Linked DNA regions of Mus musculus: region 1 is linked to region 2. A link is a loop called in an ENCODE intact Hi-C map of the cell type or tissue named here. Cell type or tissue: gastrocnemius. All regions are shown on one strand. Each heading gives the region's core, and the rest is flanking DNA. Links, peaks and the distances in the headings are about the cores only.

The links. Peaks named below come from ENCODE experiments on the same cell type or tissue, not always from the same donor. Only the 100,000 strongest peaks of a DNase experiment are listed, where the experiment ranks them.
Region 1: it touches region 2 in a loop (2.3-fold over the local background); 2 of 42 quality-filtered maps call a loop at or near these places.

The regions. Positions count from the first base shown.
Region 1 is chr4:46,496,982-46,501,981 of GRCm38, reverse strand. Nans (N-acetylneuraminic acid synthase (sialic acid synthase)) reads right to left here. Exons shown (of 6, transcript NM_053179.3): 3 at 2,840-2,939; 4 at 1,762-1,916; 5 at 1,003-1,269. Among named protein-coding and RNA genes, the nearest start is that of Gm22247, 4.3 kb to the right of the region's middle. In gastrocnemius, for the core only: CTCF peaks have their summits at 2,782 (motif pointing right) and 4,252 (motif pointing left); DNase peaks (open chromatin) are centred at 2,783 and 4,264; H3K27ac peaks cover 459 bases.
Region 2 is chr4:46,441,734-46,449,537 of GRCm38, reverse strand. No RefSeq gene overlaps it. Among named protein-coding and RNA genes, the nearest start is that of Anp32b, 5.3 kb to the left of the region's middle. In gastrocnemius, for the core only: no CTCF peak of the experiment used is centred there; DNase peaks (open chromatin) are centred at 3,860 and 4,141.

The DNA.
Region 1 (5,000 bases), core at 1-5,000, 54 kb before region 2:
ACCTAAGAGGACACCAACCCTGCTGCCACCATGTTCTATAAAATAAGGTCATGGAGGGCTCACGAGCAATGAGGGTGACTGGTATTCAAATGACAAGGGGCGCTCAGGAAGAGAACAGACCAGGGTGGGGCGGGTGGGGGGGGTGGCAGGCGCGGAGGCCAGGAGCTGTCTGAAGCTCCCAACCAGTGCCTCTGCCGCCCTGTAAATACTCTGCAGCAGCATCTGCAGCTTACACACGAGAGCCTCGAGGTCTAATTCTGCGTGGACTTAGCACCAGGAAAGGCTGTGGCCCTTGCTATGTTTCACTTCACCCTCTGCTCTGAGCACTACCCTTCACGCCCAACTCCTAGAACTTGCACACTGGTTTCCTGCACAACTCTCTCCACTTCATTTGCAAGGCTGTTAGATTCTTTTACTGCTAACTCCCCAGTATGTGTGCAGCTGTAATTTAGGGAGGTAGTAGGTAGTCTCCCCTGGAATAAAAGATGACAGTGTTCTTCATGTATACCTAGTGTCTGGTCTCTGCCCGACCCATATAACTGCAGGCGAGGAGTCTTGCACACGGCTGTCCTGCGACTCCTGGCTCTAAACTCAGAAGGGCAGAAAGGTCTGGGCCATAGCTTTCAAGAAGCCAGGAAGCATGCCTCAGCCTCGCCACCCCTGCCCAGCAGCCCTGCGATGATGCCTGTGGCCAACCCTGTGCCCCAGGCATGCACACTCCACGTGACCCAGGCTTGACCATCTCACGACTTCACATCCAGAATCCTAGGGCCACGGGCTTCAGAGCCTTAGTGGAAAAGCTAATGCGACCAGAGGTGGCTGACACGCCCGAACTCCTCTTATGGAACACATTTCCCTGCCACCCATGTAGTCTGGTGAAGCTCAGAAGGATGAGTAGACACTCCTTCACCAGCTTATCTATCAGACCCACACAGGTCATCCTGAGCAAGTGTGTCGCCCCTGCCTCAGGAGAGCGAGGCTGGGCGGTCAGGCAGCACCCACCTTCTCATTGCAGGCCATCTCACAGGGCAGCAGCTGCTTGGTTGGGGAGCCCAGGGCCCGCTCCACCAGGCGCACAGACCGCACCAGCTCTGCCAGCTCCCCAGGCTCCAGCGAGGCTGAGTGGTCACTCCCCTTCCAGGTCTTGTCCAACGTTATGTGACGTTCCAACACCTTGGCCCCCAGAGCCACGGCGGCCACAGATATGGCGATGCCCGTCTCGTGCCCGGAATACCCGATGGGAATGTCGGGAAAGAGCTTCTGGTATTCCTGTGTGAGAGAAGAGGGAAGTGGCTGCCCTTCTGGGCTTCACACGCAGTACCCCATCCCAGCCCGTCAGAGCAGAGCCGCCACGGGAGAGACAGTAAGGCACTCTGACCAATCCTTTATGAGACGAGAAAAAGTCTCTCATTGAGGGCGGCTGGGAATGCAGGAAGAGCACCCACTGTACTCGCTAGTTTTATGTCAGCTCGACATAAGGGCTGCAGTAATCAGAAGAGGAAGGACCCTCAATTGAGAAAATGTCTCCATAAGACCTGACTGCGGGACATTTCCTTAATTAGTGATTGCGGGAGGGATCAGCCCATTGTGGACGGTGCCACCCGTGGGCTGGTGGTCCCGGGGTCTATAAGAAAGGCTAGGGCTAGGGATGTAGCTCAGTGGTAGAGCTGGGCTAGCGTGCCATGCCTGGGGCTCAGTCCCCAGCACTGTGAGTGAACAAGCAGTCAAGGCTCCGCTGTCTCAAGGGAGCTGGGCGCTCACCGAGATGACGCGCAGGTTGGCATCCTCGGGCTGTAGTGGGTACGCGCTGGTGCATTGGAGGAAGCAGAAGTTGGGATTCAGCGGCTTCACGATCTGATAGACTTGCTTCATGGTGTCCATTGACTGCATCCCGCTGGAGATCACCATAGGACGACCTGGAGAACCCGGCACCTTCTTCACAGGGGCTCAGACTCTTCCCCCACCCACATCTAAGACACCGCACCAAGACTGAGGAGGAGATACACTGTCCTCGGCACCATGCTTCAGCGAAGGGAAGCACACCAAGGACCTCAACCCTGAGGGGAAGAGAGGCATCTCTGCTAATCAAGAGGCTGCCCAGGACAGACGAGCTTCATCTCTTCCTACAAATCTCAAGTCTGAAACACTCGAAATTCTGGATCATTCCTAGCCCCAAGCCTTGTGGACTAGAGATACGCAGCCTGCAGTATGGTGATTCGCCAGTGCAAGAGCACAACTGAGAGAGGCCAAGAGCTACCAGCCCTGTTGCTGGCCTGCACAGAGCCCCGTCCTTACAGCTTCTGATACCTTGCCCATGAGATAAGTACAGAATATCCCAGTAATACGACCTGCTTCCATCCCAGGTTTGAAATGAGGGAAGGGAAATTCACACGGGGGAATCCATTTAGTGTCGTGTGGAGACGTTAGGGAAGAGATTCCTGCACTGGCCAGGGATGTGGCTCCATGGTGGTACTCATACAGGTGCCCGGGGCATTGGGTTCAGTCCCTAGCACTGTCCCAAAACGAAAGGGTAGAAGCAGGTTTCTAAGATGGGTCTCCAAAGCTGGGTGTGGTGGTGCACATCTTTAATCTCAGCACCCGAGAGGCAGAGACAGGCAGATCTCTAGGAGTTTGAGGCCAACCTGGGCTACACAGCAAGTTCCATGCCAGTCAGACTACATAGAGAGACCCTGTCTCAAAACAAAACAAAACAAAAACAAAAACCCAAAAACCCAAAAACAACAGAAACAGTGGAGTACCCATAAGCGCTATTACCGTGAGCAGCCACTAGGGGGCAGAAACACAAAGCTTGGGGTCTGGTTTTAGGAAAGACGCTTACCTTTCTTGGCTGTCTTTTCCAGGTAGGGAAAATTGTTAGTGTCCCCAGATCCAACTTTGAAAAAGGGAACATTCAGTTCGTGCAGAAACTCAACTGCCATCTACAAAAAATCAGAGGGAATACCTTTCACTATTGGTCAGAACTCTGTCCTTGTGGTATAGGACAGAGGAAGCTGGCGCAGACCAGAGAATGCATCATTCTATGTCTGCACACCCATCTGTCCAGGGAACACTCAGGGCTTGTTCCGGCCATCAGTTGCTACAAGAATCTGTGAAGGAAACACTACCTCTGGCCAGACTGTTCTTTCCCCCAAAGACTTGTAAACAAAAGCAAAAGGGCTGTGACCTACGCATGACCCAGAGCCAGGCAGAAAGAGTGACCAGCCCTCAAAGGTCAACAACCAGAAAGAAGACACTGACTCCTACCAGGAGAGGCAAATGGAGCAATCTGTGTCCTGGTTTGACCTGCTCATCAGCAGCTGGCCTGTTCAGACCTTGAACTGTGGGGCCTGCAAGAAAGCCAACCAGCCGCCATTCAGACTCAATGAACCCTATAATGTAGGATGCAACCAGAAGACTCAGGAGGCTGGGAGCTGTCAGCAAATGGTTCCAGGACAATCTTGGGGGGAGATGGACAAGTACTTCTCTGGCCTGTGTGAGGCCCTGGGTTTGATCCCTAGCACCACACACACACACACACACACACACACACACACACGCACACACACACCACCCAAAAGTAAAATCTCATATTCTGTTATCCTGTTAAATTGCAAGAACTAATAAGGGTGGATTCTCTTATGAGTTCAAAACCAGCCTGGTCTTACACAGCAAGTTTCGGGTCAGCAAGGATGACATAATAAGAACTTGTCTCAAAAAAGAAAACAAGAGCTAGAGAATGGCTCGGGGGTTAAGGACACTGGCTGCTCTTCCAGAGGACCCAGGTTTGATTCCCATCATGCACGTGGAGGCTCACAACCACCTGTAACTCCAGTTCTAGGAGACCCGATTCCTTCCCTCTTCTGGCCTTCCAGGGTATCAGGCATTCAAATGGTACACAGACATATTTGTAGGCAAAACATCCATACCCATAAATAAAAATAAATTATGTTTTTTAAAAAACTTGAAAAATGAAAAAAGACATTTTTAAACTAGCCCACGGCCACAGACCTCCATTCACCTTCCTGGCAGGTTTAGAACCTCTAGCAGACAAAGTGTGGGCTCAGGAGACAGACTAAGCAAGCGCAGGTAAGGACGCCTAGTGCAGAAAAAAAAATCTCAAAGATTTACCTACAGGGACTATGAAATATGAAATGGAATTCTATCATCTTCTAGTTATTATTTTTTTAAACTGCTAGGAGGAAGGAGTGCACCTCATTTTGCAATCCCCCTGGGGAACTATCGACATCTAGTGGCCATTTTGAGAACTGCCCCTTTGGTTCATCACCCTGGCAAGGAGCAAACCTGCCACCTTTAGGTTAGGACCAGCTGGCTTCCTCTAACCTGCCCTACTGCTGTGAGACCCCTCCCCTGGCACAAGCCATACAGCCCTATCACCTCCTCTTTTCAGTTTGCCTTAAAGTAATTCAATCAATTAATAGCTCCCCAGACGGTGACTGGGTTCAGTGACAGAACAGGACACTCCCAGTAGACTAGTGCTGAGGGAACTTTGACCAGCTCACTGCTCCTTAGGACATAAACCTCTCTGGTCTTAAAGCCAGGTCTATCAACCTGATTTGACTGAGGATTGCTTTTCTTCGCTTTCTGAGACAGGCTCTTATTCTATGTTGGCCTGAAACTTGCTATGTAGCCTACACTGGCCTCCAATTCTTGATTCTCCTGCCTCAGTCTCAGTCACAGGCATGTACCATTGTGCCAGGCTGACTGACTCAGAACTGTTTAAACTTTATTAAGAGGAGACAGTAGGCATGCCTTTGAACCAGCACTCCAAAGGCAGAGGCAGGTAGATGGAGTGTGAGGCCAGCCTGATCACAGGGAGTTCCAGAACACCCAGTGCTGCAGAGAGACCCTGCCTCAAAAATAAATACATAAATAAAATAAGAACAGGCAGTGTGCGCTCACAGAACCTTTCTTCTGTGTGTATACTGAGAGAAGCTGTAGTCCAAAAAGGAGTTACTGAAAGAGGAAGGTTAGGGCTTCTC
Region 2 (7,804 bases), core at 1,583-6,582:
CACCCTGGTCTAGAGTGAGTCACCGTTGGGGACTCTTACTTTGGTACACTGGATGGAAAACAGTTGAGGGCCCTATGAGAACAGGTAGCCCACAGGTGGTGTCATGTGCTGTTGGTGGCAGGTATGGTCTGCGAGAGAGGAGTAGTCTGGTAACTCCCAAGGATGGTGGGATTGATCCTAGCTAGTATGTTGAGACTGTTATCTTTCCCATGGTAAACAGTCTACAGGATGAATGTATGTTTAATAAGATTAAGCTACAGAGTAGTTAATAAGCACAGCCACAGCATGCAACAACAACAAAAAAGAAGGCCAGAGAGTCAGAGGAAGAGCGACTACAGACAGGGCACTGTGCCTTCCTGCACAGTCGGTGCTGGCATGCACCTCTGAACAAAGAGCATGTGTCCCAGTGACATGCTGCTTTGTCAGGGGCTTCACTGCCAGAGGCATAAATAACACAGGCAGCACAGGGTGTGTCTCATCGCCCTACCAACGTCTACAGGACTCTCAGTCCAAGGGCCTGAAGGGGCTGTTGTCACAGGGCCTGGTGTTAAATATTGCTGTGCTTAATGTCACTGTCACTAATGGATCTGTGTGAGGAAGAGGGACAGTATGCAGTCGTATCCAACCTGCAGTCGTCCATGAGTTCATGGTTTGAGCTATAGTTGGAAGGAAGTGCGGGACAGTGAGGACATTCTGGTCTGTCAGGGGCGGCTGTGCAAGTGGGTCTCCTTCCTGCCACTTCCTCCATGCTAATGCCCACGCACAGGACACAGTAAGGCTGACACTGTCAGGCTGGGCACTTCTTTATCTTAAAGCCACCTGTGCATCAGAATGTGTGTGAATTCCAGCAAACTCAAAAACGTTGGAGAGCAATACTGAGACTTGGTAACTTTTTGGACCTGTTCCTCACTTCAGATTGGCAGATAACCCAAGCCTACCTTCTACAAACACTGGGAGGAAACAGCACCATTCAGGGCTGACAAGAGGGCCAAAATGGTAGAAGGCGCGACCTGAATCCTCACAGGTTGTTCTCTGACCTCCACACACATGCTCTGCTGCACCCATGTGCATTCAGACTCACACCCTCACACACACACACTAACGTGCAATAAAGTTGTTAGAGAAGTCATTACTCTCTAAATACCAAATACCTCTATGTCCCCCATGCACATTAGGTAAGAACAAGGCTCCCATCCCCCTCTTTTTGTCATATTTTGGGTTTCATGTAGCCATGGCTGGCCTCAAACTCACTATACAGCCTAGGATGATCCTAAATTGCAGATCTTCCTGCTTCTATCTCTCACACGTTGAGCTCACAGGTGTGTCTCCCCTTATTCCTACCACACAGTGTAGGACAAAAGATAACTGTGAGAAGATCACACTTCCATGTACCCAGTTAGAGGTCGGTGGTAACAAGAAGTAATTCATGGGGATCGAACTCAGGGCCTGTGGAGGAGCAGTCGATGCTCTCAGTTCCTGAGCCCAGTGGTGGCACACGCCTTTAATCCCAGCACATAGGAGGCAGAGGCAGGCAGATTTCTGAGTTTGAGGCCAGCCTGGTCTACAGAGTAATTGCCAGGACAGCCAGGCCTACACAGAGAAACTTTGTCTCGAAAAACCAAAAAAAGAAAAAAGAAAAGAGGTCGGTAGTAGAGCCTAGCATGTATGTGGCCTGGGTTTAATCCCCAAAATCTCACTGGAAAAAGGAGGGAGGGAGGGGAAAGGGAAAGGGGCAGGAGGGTGGGAATAACAGCTACACACTTCCAGATACTTATGGTGAGGAGGAGCTTGGGGGCCAACTTCAGAGCATAGCAGTTCCTTTGCAATGTGTAAATGTGCATGTTGCAATTGATGTGGGATGTACTAAGAGCTAGGCAGCTTAGGCTGTGAGAAAAGGGAACACAAACAGGTGTTAAGAACTAGTCTGAAGCCAGCCTGGTCTAAGAGCACGTTTTAAGACAGCCAGGGCTACACAGGAGAAAGCCTGTCTTGAAAAACAGAGCCACCTCTCCCACCCATCTCTCCATATCTCTGTCTCTGTGTGTGTGTGTGTGTGTGTGTGTGTGTGTGTGTGTGTGTGTAGAGAGAGAGAGAGAGACAGACAGACAGACAGACAGACAGACGGATGGATGGATAGACAGAAAGAGAGAGAGAGAGAGAGAGAGAGAGATCCTATTACTTACCAAAAGGTAAAAACATAAGAGGGAGGGTGGCCAAAGTACAGAACAGACAGCCTCATCCCACTCTAGGGCCCTCGTAGAGGGAAGCAGGTTCCTTTCTGGAGAGTGAAGTCTAATGAGTAAGTGCTGTCCTTGTAGTGGAGACATTTGCACACATTGCTCCTCTGTCCCAGCTACAGATCCCTGAGACCTTTTGCTTTTTGTGGGGCTTGGGAAATGGGTGGTGAAGCCAAGTGGGTTTGCTGGCAGCTGTTAGAGGCCAGATCTCTCTGTTGTTGAGGGTTCACTGTGGTTATTATTATCACTTTGATCCACGAGTCCTCACACCTATTTCTGAAAAATCGTGTCATCCCCATTCCCCCTTTAAAACTTACATAAAGTTATGCATAATAGCACATCTCTCTAATTCCAGGGGCAGGTTACAGACCAAGCCATTTCAAGGCCATACAGGTTTACATAGTGAGACTCTGTCACCAAAACCAAAGAAACTTAACCTGGTGGTGCACAATTTTAAAGTCCAGCACTCTGGAGGAAGAGGCAGGCAGGTAGAACTCAGTGAATTTAAGACCGGCTCTACTCTACATAGCATGTTCCAGACCATCCAGGACTACACAGTGAAACACTGTCTAAATAAATAATAATGTATTTATATTTTATTGTATATGTCTATATGTATAAGGGGTAAAAGCAAAAATTAAAAACAAAAATCAGCCAGGCCAGGCAGTGGTAGCATCTGACTTTAATCCCAGCACTTGAGAGGCAGAGGCAGAGGCAATCTCTGGGAGTTCCAGGCCAGCCTGGTCTACAGAGCAAGTTCACACACACACACACACACACACACACACACACACACACACACGAGAGAGAGAGAGAGAGAGAGAGAGAGAGAGAGGATCGAGAGAGAGAGAGAGAGAGAGAGGATCATCAGCTATGTATAAAGAGGCCTGCGCTTGTACTCTGAGCACTAGAGAAGCAGAGGCAGGAGAATACCAAGTGTTACAGCCTGGACGATTTTAGTAAAACTATCCACCAAAACCAACAGAGTTGGATGTGGTGGTGGCCTTTAATCCTAACTCTCCAGAGGCAGAAGCAGGAGGATCTCTGTGAGTTCCAGGATGGTCTACATAGAGAGTTCAAGCATAACCAGAGCTACACAGAGAAACCCTAGCTCTAAAATGCAACAAACAAACAAAAAAACTCACCCTGATCTCCCTTCCTGCCATTCCGAGGAATCAGAGTTACAGGGAAGGGAGGATTCCAGCAAGGCGGATCCCATCACCAGCTGTATGCCTTTGGACAAACAAACCTCTGAGTCTCAGGTTACCTGTAAAAAAAATTTATTTTGTACATACAATATTTCACACTTATTACTTTGTTTTGTATGTATGGGTGGCCATGTTCCTGCCACAGTTAGAGTCCATTCTACTTAGATTTTCAGACTTGGTGGCATCACCACCACAGACTGAGCCATCCATCTCACCAGACCTGTTTTTGGTTTTTGAGACAGGGTTTCACTCTGTGGCCCAGTTTGGCTTTGAGCGATGATATCCTGCCCCAGCCTCCTGGAGTCCCTTTGTTTCTCTCACCTCAGACTTCCCCACCCCGGTGCAGCGCCTCTCTAGCCTGTGTCTAATGCACCTCAGCCACAAAGCAAGCAAAAATCCCCCTCCAGCCTCCAGGTTCCAGAGCACTCTGGCCTCCAGAGGACTCTCACCTCTGCTGGGGCCACACTGCCTGGCTGCCGCCGCCTGCACTCATCTCACCCCTTTGGCAGAGGGCTCACTTCAGAACGATGTTTTGGATATCTAAGAGGTCAGACTCATTGTCCGTTTCAGTCCCTGGTCTCTCCTGAGTGACTTGGAATGTACCCCTGAGCTAGACTGGAATCGAGCTGAGTGCCCTTCCTGCCAACAGCAGCCTGCATCGTACCATCTGGAGCCTCTCCTAGCACACAGGGATTTCCTTGTACAGGAGGGCTGAGGGATGATCAGAGTCCAGCTCCTGCTGACTGAAGCCACCATCTGGTCCCCAGCTCTCCTTACCTGCTCCAGCCCAGCCAGGAGCCTCTGCAGTGGATATACAGTTAGTTCTCCCTCCCTCCAGACTCTGACTGCTCTGAGGTGCTTTGCCTGGCTCCTTAAAGCAGTGGTCTCTGTGATCATAAAGGTCAAATCCCAGATAACCTGGCACTCTCATTCTCTGAACCAAGACAGCGGGCTCCTAGCTTCGTGTCATAATTATCTGTACATGTACTGTGGCAAAATTGGAAAATAAACAGAAGAAAATGAAAAGGTCAGCCTGGCCTAGTGAATTAGGCCTGTAATTACAGCTACTTAACCTGCAGAAGCAGGAGGATCATGAGTTCAAGGCCAGTATGAGTTACTTAGTGGATTCCAAGCCAGTGTGGACTATAGAATGTTACCTCATTTGAAAATAATGGATTAATTAATTTTTAAAAATAGTCTTAGAAGCCGGGCGTGGTGGTGCACACCTTTAATTTCAGCACTCGGGAGGCAGAGGCAGGCAGATTTCTGAGTTTGAGGCCAGCCTGGTCTACAGAGTGAGTTCCAGGACAGCCAGGGCTACACAGAGAAACCCTGTCTCAAAACAAAAACAAAAACAAACAAACAAAAATTTAAAAAAAGGTTTGGAGAAATGGCTCAGCATTTAAGAGCTCTGACTGCTCTTCCAGAGGTCCTGACTTCAATTCTCAGAAACCACATGGTGGCTCACAACCATCTGTAACATGTTTGGACACCCTCTTCTGGTGTGTCTGAAGACAGCTACAGTATGTGAGTACAGAATTCACATACATAAAATAAAATAAATCTTTAATTAAAAAAAAAACTCACAAATGTCTGTTGTAGTTCAAGCACTGTTCATGTTTTGGTATCTTTTCTCTGTCTATGACTCTTTCTAAAGTGTCAACTAGCGAGACCGCTGCCTCAGCTTTTCAGGAGACGGGGAAATGTACTATGGACCACCATTTTAGATACTTATAACAACCATAGGAAACCCCCTTACTTCAGAAATAGATGAAGAAAAATAGCACAATCTTTTCTTTTCTTTTTTTTTTTTTTTTTTTTTTTGGTTTTGGTTTTTGGTTTTTCGAGACAGGGCTTCTCTGTGTAGCCCTGGCTGTCCTGGAACTCACTTTGTAGACCAGGCTGGCCTCGAACTCAGAAATCCACCTGCCTCTGCCTCCCGAGTGCTGGGATTAAAGGCGTGCGTCGCCACTGCCCGGCAATAGCACAGTCTTTAGGACATGCTGTGTGTATTACATTGAGGTTCTTTTGTTCCAAAGTGGGCTATGATGTTTTTAAGTATCAAAATTTGTATTACCTTCTTTTATTATTGCGTGGGCATATGTGTGCCATACTGCCCATGAGGAGGTCTGGAAACAATTTATGGGAGCTGGTTCTGTCTCTTCACCATGGAGGTCCTGGGGATCAAACCTAGGCTGTCAGGCTTGGCAGCAGGTACCTTTCGCCATCTTGACAGTCCTGTCATATTTTGAATCTGACATTGGATAGTTTTTTATAATATTTATCCCTTAAGAATACCCTCCCACGTGAATGAAAGTTTGTTTTAAAAGTTGTTTTTTTTTAAAGATTTATTTGTTTATTATATGTAAGTACACTGTAGCTGTCTTCAGACACCCCAGAAGAGGGCATCAGATCTCATTATGGGTGGTTGTGAGCCACCATGTGGTTGCTGGGATTTGAACTCAGGGCCTTTGGAAGAGCAGTCGGGTGCTCTTACCTGCTGAGCCATCTCACCAGCCCTTAAAAGTTGTTTTAAGCCAGGCGTGGTGGCGCAGGCCTTTAATCCCAGCACTCGGGAGGCAGAGGCAGGTGGGAGCCCACCTCCCAAAGATTTATTTATTATTATACGTAAGTACACTGTAGCTGACTTCAGATGCACCAGAAGAGGGCGTCAGATCTCATTACAGGTAGTTGTGAGCCACCATGTGGTTGTTGGGATTTGAACTCAGGACCTCCAGAGGAGTGGTCAGTGCTCTTACCCGCTGAGCCATCTTGCCAGCCCCTCATCCAGTCTATTAATGATAAGCATCTATGTTCCTTCTAGTTTGCCCTCAGACATAATGCTTTTGCTTCTTGAAAGAGATTCCTGAAAGAGAAGAACGAAAGTAAAGACATCTCCTCCAAGACAGCACTCTTCATGAATGTGGTGGCACAAACCCTTAATCCCACCACTCTGGGGGCAGAGGCAGCTGCGTTCCTAAATTCCAGGCCAGCCTGGACTACATAGCCTGTAAGTTCTAGGCTAGCCATGGCTATATAGTGAAACCCAGTCTCAAATAAACACAAAGTGGCAGATGTAGAGGGAGTTCTGGGACAGCCAGGGCTACACAGAGAAACCCTGTCTTGGGAGAGAGGGGGTGGGCAGTGGAGGAGAGAGAGAGAGAGACACGGGGTGGGGCTGGGAAGGGAGAGAGAGAGAGAGAGAGAGAGAGAGAAAGAGAGGCAGAGAGACAGAGCACTCAAGTTGATGTAGCTTAGTGGTAAAGCACTTGTCTGTCATGAGACCTTGGGTCCTGTCCCCAGGACAGCAAAAACAAACAAGCAAATAAATGGAGGGCTGAATGTAGCCCTGTTGCTATAGTGCCTGCTAAGCATGCGCAAAGCCCTGGGTTAGCTCTGCAAACCACACACCGCTAACCATGGTGGTGATGCATATCTGTGATGCCATCACCCAGGAGGTAGAAGTGTTACTGCTTGTTGCTGCACGTTACTGGGGAAATCAGATTTCCTTCTGGGGGAACTTAGGCTCACTAATAAAATAATTTAGGAACAGACTCAAACGGCAGTTTGAGGCCAACTTTATTAGAGTTTAATAGAAAAATCCGAGGGCAGGCAAGTTGTAAATCTTGGTAGCTGCATGGAGAAGAATGAAGAAAAGTATGGAGGAAAGCCATGTCCTTTGAGTTAAGTGGAGGTCAGACACCAAGTGGGAAGCGGGGCTTTGGGAAAGAGGTAGAGAGGGACCGGAGAGATGGCTCAGAGGTTAAGAGCACTGGCTGCTCTTCCAAGAGGATCCAAGTTTGAATTCCCAGTACTCAGGCGGCAGCAAATATCAACCTGCAACTCCAGTTCAGACCAGACACACTCTCTGGTGTGGAGTGCAACAGGCATGTATGTTGTGCATAGACATAAAGGTAGGCAAAACAGCCCTACATATAAAATGATAAATCAAAAAAGAAGAGAAAGAAAGAAAGAAAGAGAGAGAGAGAGAAAGAGAAAGAAAGAAAGAAAGAAAGAAAGAAAGAAGGAAAGAAAGAAAGGAAGGAAGGAAGGAAGGAAGGAAGGAAGGAAGGAAGGAAGGAAGAAAGAAAGGAAGAAAGAGAGAAAGATGGGAGAAGCTCCACGTACCAGGAAAAGCACGGGAGGTTGTGGTCAGCTTCTGAAAGAGAAGGACAGAAGAAGAGAAATGGTCAGATGGTTTAGAGCCTAGCAGGCCAATCTAGACGCTCCAGTTGGCTCTATGGAGACTGTGCAAGGGGCAGGAATTCTGGAAAAAGAATTTCCCAGAAGAGTGAGAGTGAGTCCTAGGGCAGCCAGGGGTACCCTGTCTCATAAAACCAACCAACCAAACAAACAAAA